Linked DNA regions of Homo sapiens: region 1 is linked to region 2. Evidence: chromatin loops called from intact Hi-C (ENCODE). Cell type or tissue: chondrocyte. All regions are shown on one strand. Each heading gives the region's core, and the rest is flanking DNA. Links, peaks and the distances in the headings are about the cores only. Region 1 overlaps BCL2 (BCL2 apoptosis regulator). Region 2 overlaps BCL2 (BCL2 apoptosis regulator).

Evidence for each region. A loop is a pair of places that touch in the nucleus more often than their neighbours do. Peaks named below come from ENCODE experiments on the same cell type or tissue, not always from the same donor. Only the 100,000 strongest peaks of a DNase experiment are listed, where the experiment ranks them.
Region 1: it touches region 2 in a loop (2.6-fold over the local background); 18 of 110 quality-filtered maps call a loop at or near these places.

What each region holds. Positions count from the first base shown.
Region 1 is chr18:63,145,999-63,151,380 of GRCh38, forward strand. The region is part of intron 2 of BCL2 (BCL2 apoptosis regulator); the gene reads right to left. Among named protein-coding and RNA genes, the nearest start is that of BCL2, 170 kb to the right of the region's middle. RefSeq lists enhancers at 1-377, 378-878, 1,112-1,231, 5,036-5,205. In chondrocyte, for the core only: no CTCF peak of the experiment used is centred there; no DNase peak of the experiment used is centred there.
Region 2 is chr18:63,236,175-63,241,556 of GRCh38, forward strand. All of the region lies in intron 2 of BCL2 (BCL2 apoptosis regulator), which reads right to left. Among named protein-coding and RNA genes, the nearest start is that of BCL2, 81 kb to the right of the region's middle. In chondrocyte, for the core only: no CTCF peak of the experiment used is centred there; a DNase peak (open chromatin) is centred at 2,777.

The sequences.
Region 1 (5,382 bases), core at 230-5,229, 90 kb before region 2:
ACAGGACTCCCGTCCTATCTCCCAAATCCCTTTTCCCTGCCAAAATTCCCTTTATTTTTTTCTCCTTCACTTTGTCCTTTGCTTTCCTGTTCCCTCCTTGTCTTGCATTTTATCAGCTGAAGTTCATTCCTCAGCTCCGATCCCCACAACCCGTTCTCCATTTGCCTGTTGTAGTCTAGGACAGAAAACTCAGAGCCTGAATTTCCTGGAAGACACTAATTCCCCACTCCCTCAGATACATAAAGAAATTAAGTGTTGGCCGAGTGAAACAAGTGAGACTTCTGCAGCCGCAGCCAGGGCTTGGCCATAGCTGCGAGGGACCTTCCAGCCCGCCTCCTGGCAGAAGGACGCTGGTCGTGGACACTGATGGGGAAATGGCGGCTGTCCCTGAGCCCCCCAAGAAATGGAGCGAGGTAACTAGAGGCAGTGTGGTTACCATTTGACCGTGGAAGTCTGACAGGACGCCAGGCCTGCGATCCACGCTGGAGTCAGCCAGAGGCCCGCTCTACAAGCCTCCTTTAACCCTTGAGGAGTTAAATGCTGGCATTGTGGTTATGGGACAACTGGAGAGGGATTTGTGTTGGATAAAGGAGCAGAATAAAAACGTCTAAATTTCATCTTTTCTTTGTGTGTTTTCACCTCTGCCAAATTCTTGGAATTCTTATGTCTTACAATTTTATGTGCTTTTCATTTCCGTTTGAACCAGAAACATCATTTAAATGTCTTTGGAGGTAATCCTAACCTACTGAAACACCCCGAGAAACTGTGAAAAAAGTATTAGGATCACGCCTGGTGGGTTTTAAGAAATTTTTGATCCCCAGGCATAAGTTCATGGTTGATGGAATATAGATTCAAACAGGTATGTTTTACTAACTTGGTACACCACCTGAAGAAAGTGATTTTATTAAGGGTAACTTTAAATGCGAAAAAAATAATTTCACTGCCATCATGTCTACAATACCTTTTGGCGAGAAAACAAGAATTCGGAGCTTTTAATGTTTGGCAATGGAACACATCCTTTGGAGGGGAGGAGTCCCAGGAGAGCTCAACCCCTGGCTCTGAAGCTCATCATGTTATCCTAGATTTATAACCGGATAAGCTGGTCTGTTCTGATGTCTTGGTTCTATCACAAGCCACACAATGGCAAGCTGTGGGGTCTGAGTGTCGACGCACCCTTTCTCAGTTCCTCCACTTGTGGTCCAGGGATTCACCTTTCCAGGCTTTGAGAGCCTCATTTGTAACAGGAAGAGATGCCCCATGGTCCTCTAAAGGTCCTTGGTGACACTCAAGTGACATCACTTTTAGATTCTGGGACTCCGTTTTATGTTTGTGCATCAAAAGCAGGGAGGATGAAAAGGGTTTGATACAGTTGGGGCACTGGGAGAAACAGGTGCCTGCAGCCCTGCTGGCTTGCATTCAAAGTCGCAATGTGCCATCACATTTATTACCGGTGCAAATAGAGGCTTGAATCCTAGAGGGGATTTTACTAGAAGAAGCCGGGACGTGACCTGCCGTAATATAGAAGCTAGGAATGTTCTTGATATTCTAGACATCAAAAGAAACACAAGCCAAAATCTTCATGGCACCAGACATTAGAATCCCAGGCAGGGTTTGTAAAGTCCCAACTATTTCTGCTTAAGAATCTACCCAAGAGATACTCCGACAGCTCAAATGGCATGAAAAACATATTCCAATAACACTGAGATGATTTTATGAAAAATTAAGGGATGTCTTCTCTGGATGTGTCCTACTTCTCAGCCATAAACAATATCCATTATTTATGGTAACTTTTGATGATAAGTTAATACCCCAACCAAAGGAGTTTATGGTTTTCATCCCTATTCCTCGGGCAATGGAACCATACATCACTCAAGATTACAGTGTTATTCCCTTTGGATGCCCCCAGGAGATATTTCTTGTATCTCCTAGAATACCCTCTTGAACCAAAAGTTTCCACATTTAAGTCTTTTCTCAGAATGTTTCATTCTCCATGCCCGACCCCTCCCTGCTTGGAAAATGCAGAGAAAATCCATCAGTCATTTTTGGGTTATCAGACTGTGACAAATTTGTTTTTCAAGCTTCAGAAGATTGTTGAACTGCGCTTCCCCGCTCCCCCCCATTTCAGATAACTCAAAACTGGTTTGGATCCGTGACATCAACCTTGGCATGTATGAAGAACGAGGAATGAGGACTTTGCCTTGTTTGGAACCAAAAGAGAAGAATATCCATTTTCTCTCTCTCTCTCTTTTCCATTTTTATTAAGTCAGTATTTTTTCCTTTTAGCCAGATGATGTATACTTTTAACATTCCAGGAAAAAAGTGTCAGTGATATGCGAGTCATAATAAAAGAAAATCAAAAGAAATGCAATTACAAGGGACAGGGAACTGTATCATTTTTAATATAAAATGCCCAGATGAAAATCTAATTTAAAAAATTACCAGCACCATATAAATGAGAAAAGAATATAAGAAAACATTTGTTATTTTAAAAATTAGCTTAATCCTTAATCTTTCTGGCTCTTGGACTTTCAACTTTATTTTTAAAGGCCAAAAATGGTCTTTCGGTGCTGGATCAGGAGTAAACCTCTCAATGATGCAATGAGATACTGTGAAGTGGCAACGAATTTCCCTGGCCTCTGGCCTGCTGCCTGGAATGTAGTAGGAAAAAAAAAAAAAGTTGTTAAATAAAAACAGTGAACAAACAGGATGAAATAATAACCTTCTCATTCTCCTTATTATAGAGGTATCTATTACAAACAAAAACAAATATTCACATGGCACGCTGTTGTTGAGAAAGTGCTTCCATATAGATCATCTAGTGTGGTCCTCCCAACAAGCCACAGATAAGTTATTACTGCTGTCACCCCTCTTTTAGAGATGACCAAGAATACGTAACTTTTCCAAGGACACCTAGTTAATCAATTATGAAACCAGAACTCAAACCCAGAATTCTGACATAAAATATCCTGCCTTTCCACTCAATCACGCGGCCTCCCTAAATGTAGCTATGACTCCCAGCTAAACGGGCCTGCCCAGAGCCACGAAGTCATAAGTGTGCATGGAGCAGCGACGTGCTTATGCTGACACCTCTGTCTCTTTGATAACGTTTACATTATGAGAAAAGAATCAAGCTCATTTATGTCAGCAGTCCACAACCTTTTTGGCACCAGGGACGTGTTTTGTGGAGGACAATTTTTCCACGAATGGGGTGGGGGATCATTTCAGGATGAAACTGTTCCAACACAGATCATCAGGCATTCGGTTCCCATAAGGAGCACACAACCTAGATCCCTTGTGGGCACAGTTCACAATAGGGTTTGCACTCCTAGGAAAACCTAATGTCGCCACTGATCTGACAGGAGCCGGAGCTCAGGCAGTGATGCTCGCCAGCTGCTCACCTCCTGCTGTGCGGCCCTGTTCCTAACAGGCCACAGACCCATACCGGTCCCGGGCTATATGTATAAGTTGCAACTGTTGGCTGGTGCCAGACGACTTTCGCTTGTTCTGTCTCTGTTTCTCTTCTAGCCCAGGGAGATGTCATTCTGTTACCCTCAACCCATGTGAGGGGAAGCTGGAACTATTCACGTATTTACAGGGAGAGTCCGAATAATCATGCAGTAACCCAGCCTTCCTTTCAAACTCTTTGCTTGATGTAATCGCCAATTTTCATTTCAGGCCTGAAAAATAACACTGTTATGACAGTGACCGGCAGATGATTAACAGTGAAGAAGAGAGGAGATGTCACTAATAATATTGATTTTTAACCCTTTCTCTAGTTTTTGTTTGGAACAAACACAGTGCTTAATTATATGGCTCTCTACAGAAAGGGTTCTCCTGACATGAGGCATTTATTTATTTATTTATTTATTTATTTATTTATTTATTTATTTATTTTGAGACAGCGTCTCCCTCTGTCAGTTACCCAGGCTGGAGTGCAGTGGTGCGATCTCGGCTCACTGCAGCCTCTGCCTCCCAGGTTCAAGCAATTCTCCTGCCTCAGTCTTCCCGAATGGCTGGGATTACAGGCACCCACCGCCATGCCTGGCTAATTTTTGTAGTTTTTTTGTAGAATTGGGGTTTCACCATGTTGGCCAGGCTGGCCTGAAACTCCTGACCTCAAGTGATCCTCCTGACTCAGCCTCCCATAGTGCTGGGATTACAGGCGTGAGCCACCGCGCCCAGCCTGACATGAGGCTTTTAGGTACAGAAAGAGAAGTTTCCTTTGTCCAGATGCAATTTTCCCCTATTTTGCTTGGGTCAGCCTGAAAACGAAAGAAAGAGAGTGACCTGGTGGCAAGATGGCTAAGGTTTCTCTCTTCTTCAGCAACACCCAGCTGAAGAGTGGACACCAGTGAATGCACTCTGCTCCTATCTTCAATACTGTGGGCCCAGGAGGGCTGAAAGAAAAGCAGAAAAATCACTTTCCTGCCCAACGGGCATTGTGATGGTTTTTTTTCTTTTATTGCTAACGTACGTCTTCTCTTGTTTTTCTTTCCCTCTGCGTCTGAGGTTGCCATTCCCCACTTTCTCTCCGCATTTTCTTGGCTCCCTCCAGTTTTCTCTGGAGTGACTTTTCCCTTTCTCTGTGAAACCATCACTTCTATGTATTTTCCGTGTCCCATGAACATGCCACAAGTTCTAGAATTAGACTCTGCTCAGCCTTCCCGTGAGCTGTTTTAGTCTGATATTCCAGCAGTCTCCAGGTAGGAAAAAAGAAGTCGATTTAAATATGAATTCCTATAAGGCTGAAGCTAAGCTAACACATTCTGGAGACCTTGTGGCAGAAAAATGTCCAGAAATATTGGACTATAACATAAGATTTGATGCTTAAGAATGAGTTATCAGGTTTGGGGGTGAGAAGGGGTATTAGGTCTCCAACCTCCACTGGGCTACTCCTGTCATATTTTTCCTAGCAAGACAGGCAACACTCCTCAAAGGTTACTAAGCTGCGCCTCCACCAAGAAGGAAAATGGGACTCCTTTCACCTTGAGCTCTCTTTGTACCTTCAGCAAATGACTTCTGAAGTCATCTTGATCTCCTCTTCTATAATGCAATCAGGGGCATTCCCTGCTTCTCTGTCATCTCTCTAATTACTGAAAGAAATTTTCCCCCTTCTTGTGTTTTTTTCTATAATTAGCCTCATAGATTGGTCAAATTCGTCTGTCCAGATTTCCCCCCAAAATTCCCTTCTCCACACTGACTGCGGTGACCCTAAGCTACTTTTTTGCCTATGGCCGGGCTACCTCCCCTAACACCAATCTACCCTGCAACTGACTAACATCTAACCCAGCAGAAATTACTGGGCATCTGTAACATGACTGGCATGATCAAAACCCTGGGGTGGATTCAAGAGAAAAATGCAACTACTCCTTTCCTTCTATG
Region 2 (5,382 bases), core at 79-5,078:
CTCCTTCACCTTCCACAGATTGTGAGGCCTCCCCAGCCATGTGGAACTGTGAGTCCATTAAAACTTTTTCTTTACAAATTACCCAGTCTCGGGTATTTCTTCATAGCAGTATGAAAACAGACTAATACATAACCTGTCAATAAATATTTGTTTTTAGGAGCCCCCTAAAGTAGGTAGGAGAGTGTTAATATGATCATTTGACAGATAATAGAGGTGCGGGACAAAAAGCTGACAGAGTGGGCTCGTGGTCTATTGTCCCATAATGTCAACGCCCTACCCTTGACATTATGATGTTCATTCCACTCATTTAGTAATTTACTTAATACAGGGAACTGGAACTTGACGCAACTTAGGGCAGGCGGGTGAAGAAGACAACCTCTTCCTTTCTGGAACAAACCACAGTTTGAGGAACACAATGACAGAACTCGATAAAAAGGGAAGAAACCAGACTGCTCCAGTCATCTGACGGCTCTTCAATGAATCTGTAATTCACTCACGGAGGGCCTGACCATTCACTGCGCATCTGCCGAAGAGGAGGAAGGGGCCGGAGGAAGTGAGATCGATGGCCTCCGTTCCAGCATGATTTCGCCTTTCCAGCACCCTATCTAAATTAAGAACAGGGCACTGCGCTGCGTTTAGGGGCATTAGCTCTGAGATCTTGTCCGGGACAGGTCCCTTTTCTGCTCTGGGCTCTTCTTGTTTAAAATTGAGGAGTAGACTACCATCTCGAGGCCAGTGAAATTCTAGACTCTTCATTCTGTTTTTCAGGATTTTTTCTTTTCTTTTCTTTTAAAATCTGAAACGGGAGCTTCCGCATTTATTATTTGCACGTGGTTTTGAGGCGCACTCCTGGCCACATCACAGCTATGTTCTCTTGCCTCTGGGAAATACATAAAATGCCTAGCAACAGTTCCTGGTGGCGGCTGGTCCCCATAAACGCCGCTGGTCGGCCCCCACCCCACCTCTATACCACGACCCCTCTCCCAGCCCGGGGACTGTGGTATGGAGGCCGAGAGAGGCCCATTTTAAGGAAGAAGCAAGACATATGCACCATCCCATCCAAGGAGTAAACAGGCGGGGGGGAGGTGGGCGTGGCCTCGATCAATCACCTCCCCTGAAGCTGCACCACATGCACATTTTAGGCTGGAAATAAGAAAGAATTTCCTGGCTGTAGGAATTGTTAAATAATAGGGCGGATGACCAAGGGAGGTTCCGGAATCTCCTCTTGAGATCTTTAAAAATGCGATACAAGATCGCATGTCTGAGATGATTTCTTGCAGTCCTGGCTAGAGACAGACGGACTAGGTGCCTTAACGGGCCTGACCCTCCTCCCAAGGCATATGATTCTGTCTTTTGCTTTCTCTTACCCTTAGCAATATCCTCAGTGCCTCCTTTATATGTTCATCCCCCTGGTGAAGCTCACTTACTGCCATCCCTCAGGCTAGTTTTCACCCAATCCCTAGCCTCCTCACACCTTTCCTTGTTATTTTATGGAAAGCTGGTCAAAGGTCAGAGTTGCCCAACTCCCCACACATAGTTTGGTGGTAGCATCTGATACCCAGACAAAACACGGCAAGGATTCCAATACCAGCATATTGAAGCTTAAACACCAAATCTGGATGGAAACAGAGAATTAGCTGTTGCTAACAACCCATTGTAAATGAAAATATGATCTTGGTAATTGATTTTAAATAGTTTTTTTTAAAAGAACCCTTGGCCGCATTTCATCAAGAATACAGAGTTTCAAAAGCGTTCATTCCAGGGTTGGATTTTTTTTTTTTCCTCTTTCTTCTGGCTTAAACCCCAAATGGCCAAGATCCCAGTCTGAATAAACAATGTGGGTGGTGACTTTTCTGTGAGGCCCAGTAGAGGATGCAATCACTTTCTTATTCGGTTCAACATTAAATCATGTGAAACTAGCCTGATTACTCCACACAACTTTTACTCCGTAATGGAGGGCAACACAACATGTATTCTTTCTCTGCTTCTCAGGGAGAAAGAAATGAATTCTCCTAACTGGGAGTGTTTAATTATGTATAAAGTTCGTTGACCTCACAGGCGGCTGTCAGATGATCTTGCTAAGGCCTGTGAACGGCATCCCAGGAATGCAGTGATGTGGGCAGAAACCGAGTGAGTTCATGCCACCGAATGCTTTAAATGGGACCGAATCAGCAGCCGTCCAGAAAGACTCCAGCGAAAACAGAACTTTTGGATAATCAGTAATTTAATCTCACCTAAGCATTTTGAGGCCTTCAAAAGTGATTGTTATAAATCAGAAACTCAGGAAAAATCCCATAGGCATGGGGCCCATAACAACGGGGTGAAGTAATTTTGTTTGCTGGTTATTGCCACAGCTGGTTGGAAATGTATGTATTTGCAATGTTCTGTCCCCGTTTTAGAGGTAATGCTTTCTGACTTCCCTGCTACTGACATTAAAAGAAAATGATGAAGCAATCCCATTCATAAATACATGGTGGGGCCTGAAGGAGTGTGCAGAGTCTATGTTTATTTACAGTTTTGATATAATGCAGCCTCCACATGTGTATGCAGTAACTATACCTACTTGTCAGTAAATGCCTTGAAATGTGTTCTTCCTACGCAGAGGGCTGGGTTCTCCTCTTTGGGCTCAGGGAGCGGAAGGGTACCAGCAAGATGAGCGTATGGATTGTGTGTTCTCTTTTGTCTCTACCTGGAGCATCCCCATCTGTCTATTGTGAAAGGACCAGGAAACGCTGGGAGACGGGCTGGCATGTGCTTCTTGGTAACGAGAGAGCAGAGCCCCTGGAGAGCTGTGGGATGGCTAACTGCGGGAGCCCTGCTACTCCGGGTAGGGGAGAGGCGGGGGCCTGTGAAATAGGTGGGCTTGGTGCTTCCTATAACATTTAAATTACCTGATTGGGGGTCCAATATTATGTTCCTTCAGTAGCTTTCTCACCAAACACACATTTTATCCATCCAAATATTATGCTTTCGGCTGGTAAAACTTCACAGGATTATATTCTAAAACAAAACTCTGCTGCATTCATGCTGGTACCTTTATTGTTATGAGTATAAAGAAAGGGAGGCTGGAATTTAGCCAATAACTTTGACACCCTGCTGGAAGCAAAATGGAAGGGGCCTCCCCTGAGCATCTCTTAGACTAACCTAAAAGTCTTGAATCTTTTTCCAAATCAATCACCTAGGTTTTGAGTGCACAATGTCTGTCTGCATCCAATTCGAGTTAATTCAATAGATATTTGGAAAACACAAATAATGGACAAGGCAATTCTGGTGACACAAAAATCAGGCCAGGCGCAGTGACTCACACCTGTAATCACAGCCCTTTGGGAGGCCAAGATGAGCGGATCACCTGAGGTCAGGAGTTTGAGACCAGCCTGGCCAACATGGTGAAACCCCGTCTCTACAAAAATAAAAAATTAGCCGGGCATGGCAATGCATGCCTGTAATCCCAGCTACTTGGGAGGCTAAGGCAGGAGAATTGCTTGAACCCGAGAGGTGGAGGTTGCAGTGAGCTGAGATCGCGCCACTGCACTCCAGCCTGGGAGACAGAGAGAGACTCTGTCTCAAAAAAAAAAAAAAATCAGAACTCTTTATCAGGTCACATTAATCCCAACTGGGAGGATTTGGGTAGTTTTCATGCATGGAATCTTCCCAGGGTTGGGGGCTGAACCCTTAAAGGGGTTCAATAGGCCAAAGGGAAATGGGAACTTACCAAAATCTCAGTTCACACTCGCATGCATTGTGGAGAAGAGAGAGATGTAATTGTCACTGAGTCCTGCTATTCCATGGTTAGGGTTCTATAATTTTATCTTGATTTTTTGTTTGTTTGTTTTAAGACAGGGTCTCGCTGTGTCTCCCAGGCTGGAGTGCAGTGGCATAAACTTGGCTCACTACAATCTCTCCCTCCTGGGCTCAAGCAATCCTCCCACCTCAGACTCCCAAGTAGCTGGGACTACAGACGTGCCACCACGTTTGGTTAATTTTTGTATTTCTTGGTAGAGACGGGGTCTTGCCACCTTGCCCAGGCTGGTCTTGAACTCCTGGGCTCAAGTGATCCATCCACCTTGGCCTCCCAAAGTGCTGGGATTACCGCTGTGAGCCACTGCACCCAGCCTATCTTGTTTTTATAGTCCACTTGATATTTGAGGGTTTCCCCACAGAAGCCTTTCTTTAAGACCCATAGCATTTAATATTACACTGTGAAGTGAACAATCAGCAAAAAAGAAAAGGAATTCCTTCTGTCTTCCCACCCTGATAAAGGAAGCCTTCCTTCAAATGTTCAAAAATTTTCTATAAATATGATCATCCCCATAGTTACAGGGGAAATATGCTTCTAGATAAAGGAATCTGGACACAAAGTAATATTCTAAATCACTTCCACTCTTTTGGATACTACAATTTATAAAATTCCATGAAGGAAATTAGCCTGATTTCTCATGAAGTTCCCTATTGGGAAATCACTGTGTGCCACAGTTATGGAAGCAATATCTTTGTGCATTTCCCAATTCCCTGCCTTTGTCGGAGGCTCTCATCATCTCTAAACTACCACAGCAATTTAGCTATTTCTTGTCTGTAGTACGTGCTGCATTCTGCCTGGTCAGAGGTAAAGATGAATACATGACTTGTCTCTGTTATTTGAGTACATAACTTGTCTCTGTTACATTATAAGCTCTTGGAAATTAGAGACTGATGTACTTATCTTTACATTCCCCAGCGTCATTAACAGGGTTGGTGTCCACTGAAAGAATGAACAAACGAGTCAGTAAATAAATACCATGAAAATATCTATAGCATGGGTTGGAAAACATTTCCAGTGAAAAACCAGATAGCAAATATCTTAAGCCATATGGTCTCTATCATAATTACTCAACTCTGATGTTGCAGTGTGAAAGCAGACATAGACAATACATAGCAAATGGGCATAGCTATGTTCCAATAAAACTTTATTTACAAAAGCACGTGGTGAGCAAGATTTGGCCCACAGGCCATAGCTTTCTAACTCCCGGTCTTTGGTGGTTATCCTTGCTGTAAACCTCAGTATATTCTTTACGCTTTTACATAGCGCTTGTTATTTTCAATAATGAGACAAAGTGCAGAAAACATAAATGTTAAAGGGTTGTTTTGGAACTCTATAGCAATAAATTCACTTAAAAACCAATCACAAAGCACATATGGAAATTAGCTGACCCACCAAGCATATTTCATGGTCACCTATTTTGTATATTGTATTCCTTTAAAGCGAAAAATTCTTATCCCAAGAAATAAGGGTAGTAGTTTTGCCATTTACGTCATCATGACTGAGATAACTTGATATGATAAGATCTCAGAGTTACTGAGTGAAAGGTCTGGTGCTAGGTCATGCTGAACTTGACACTCTCCTGG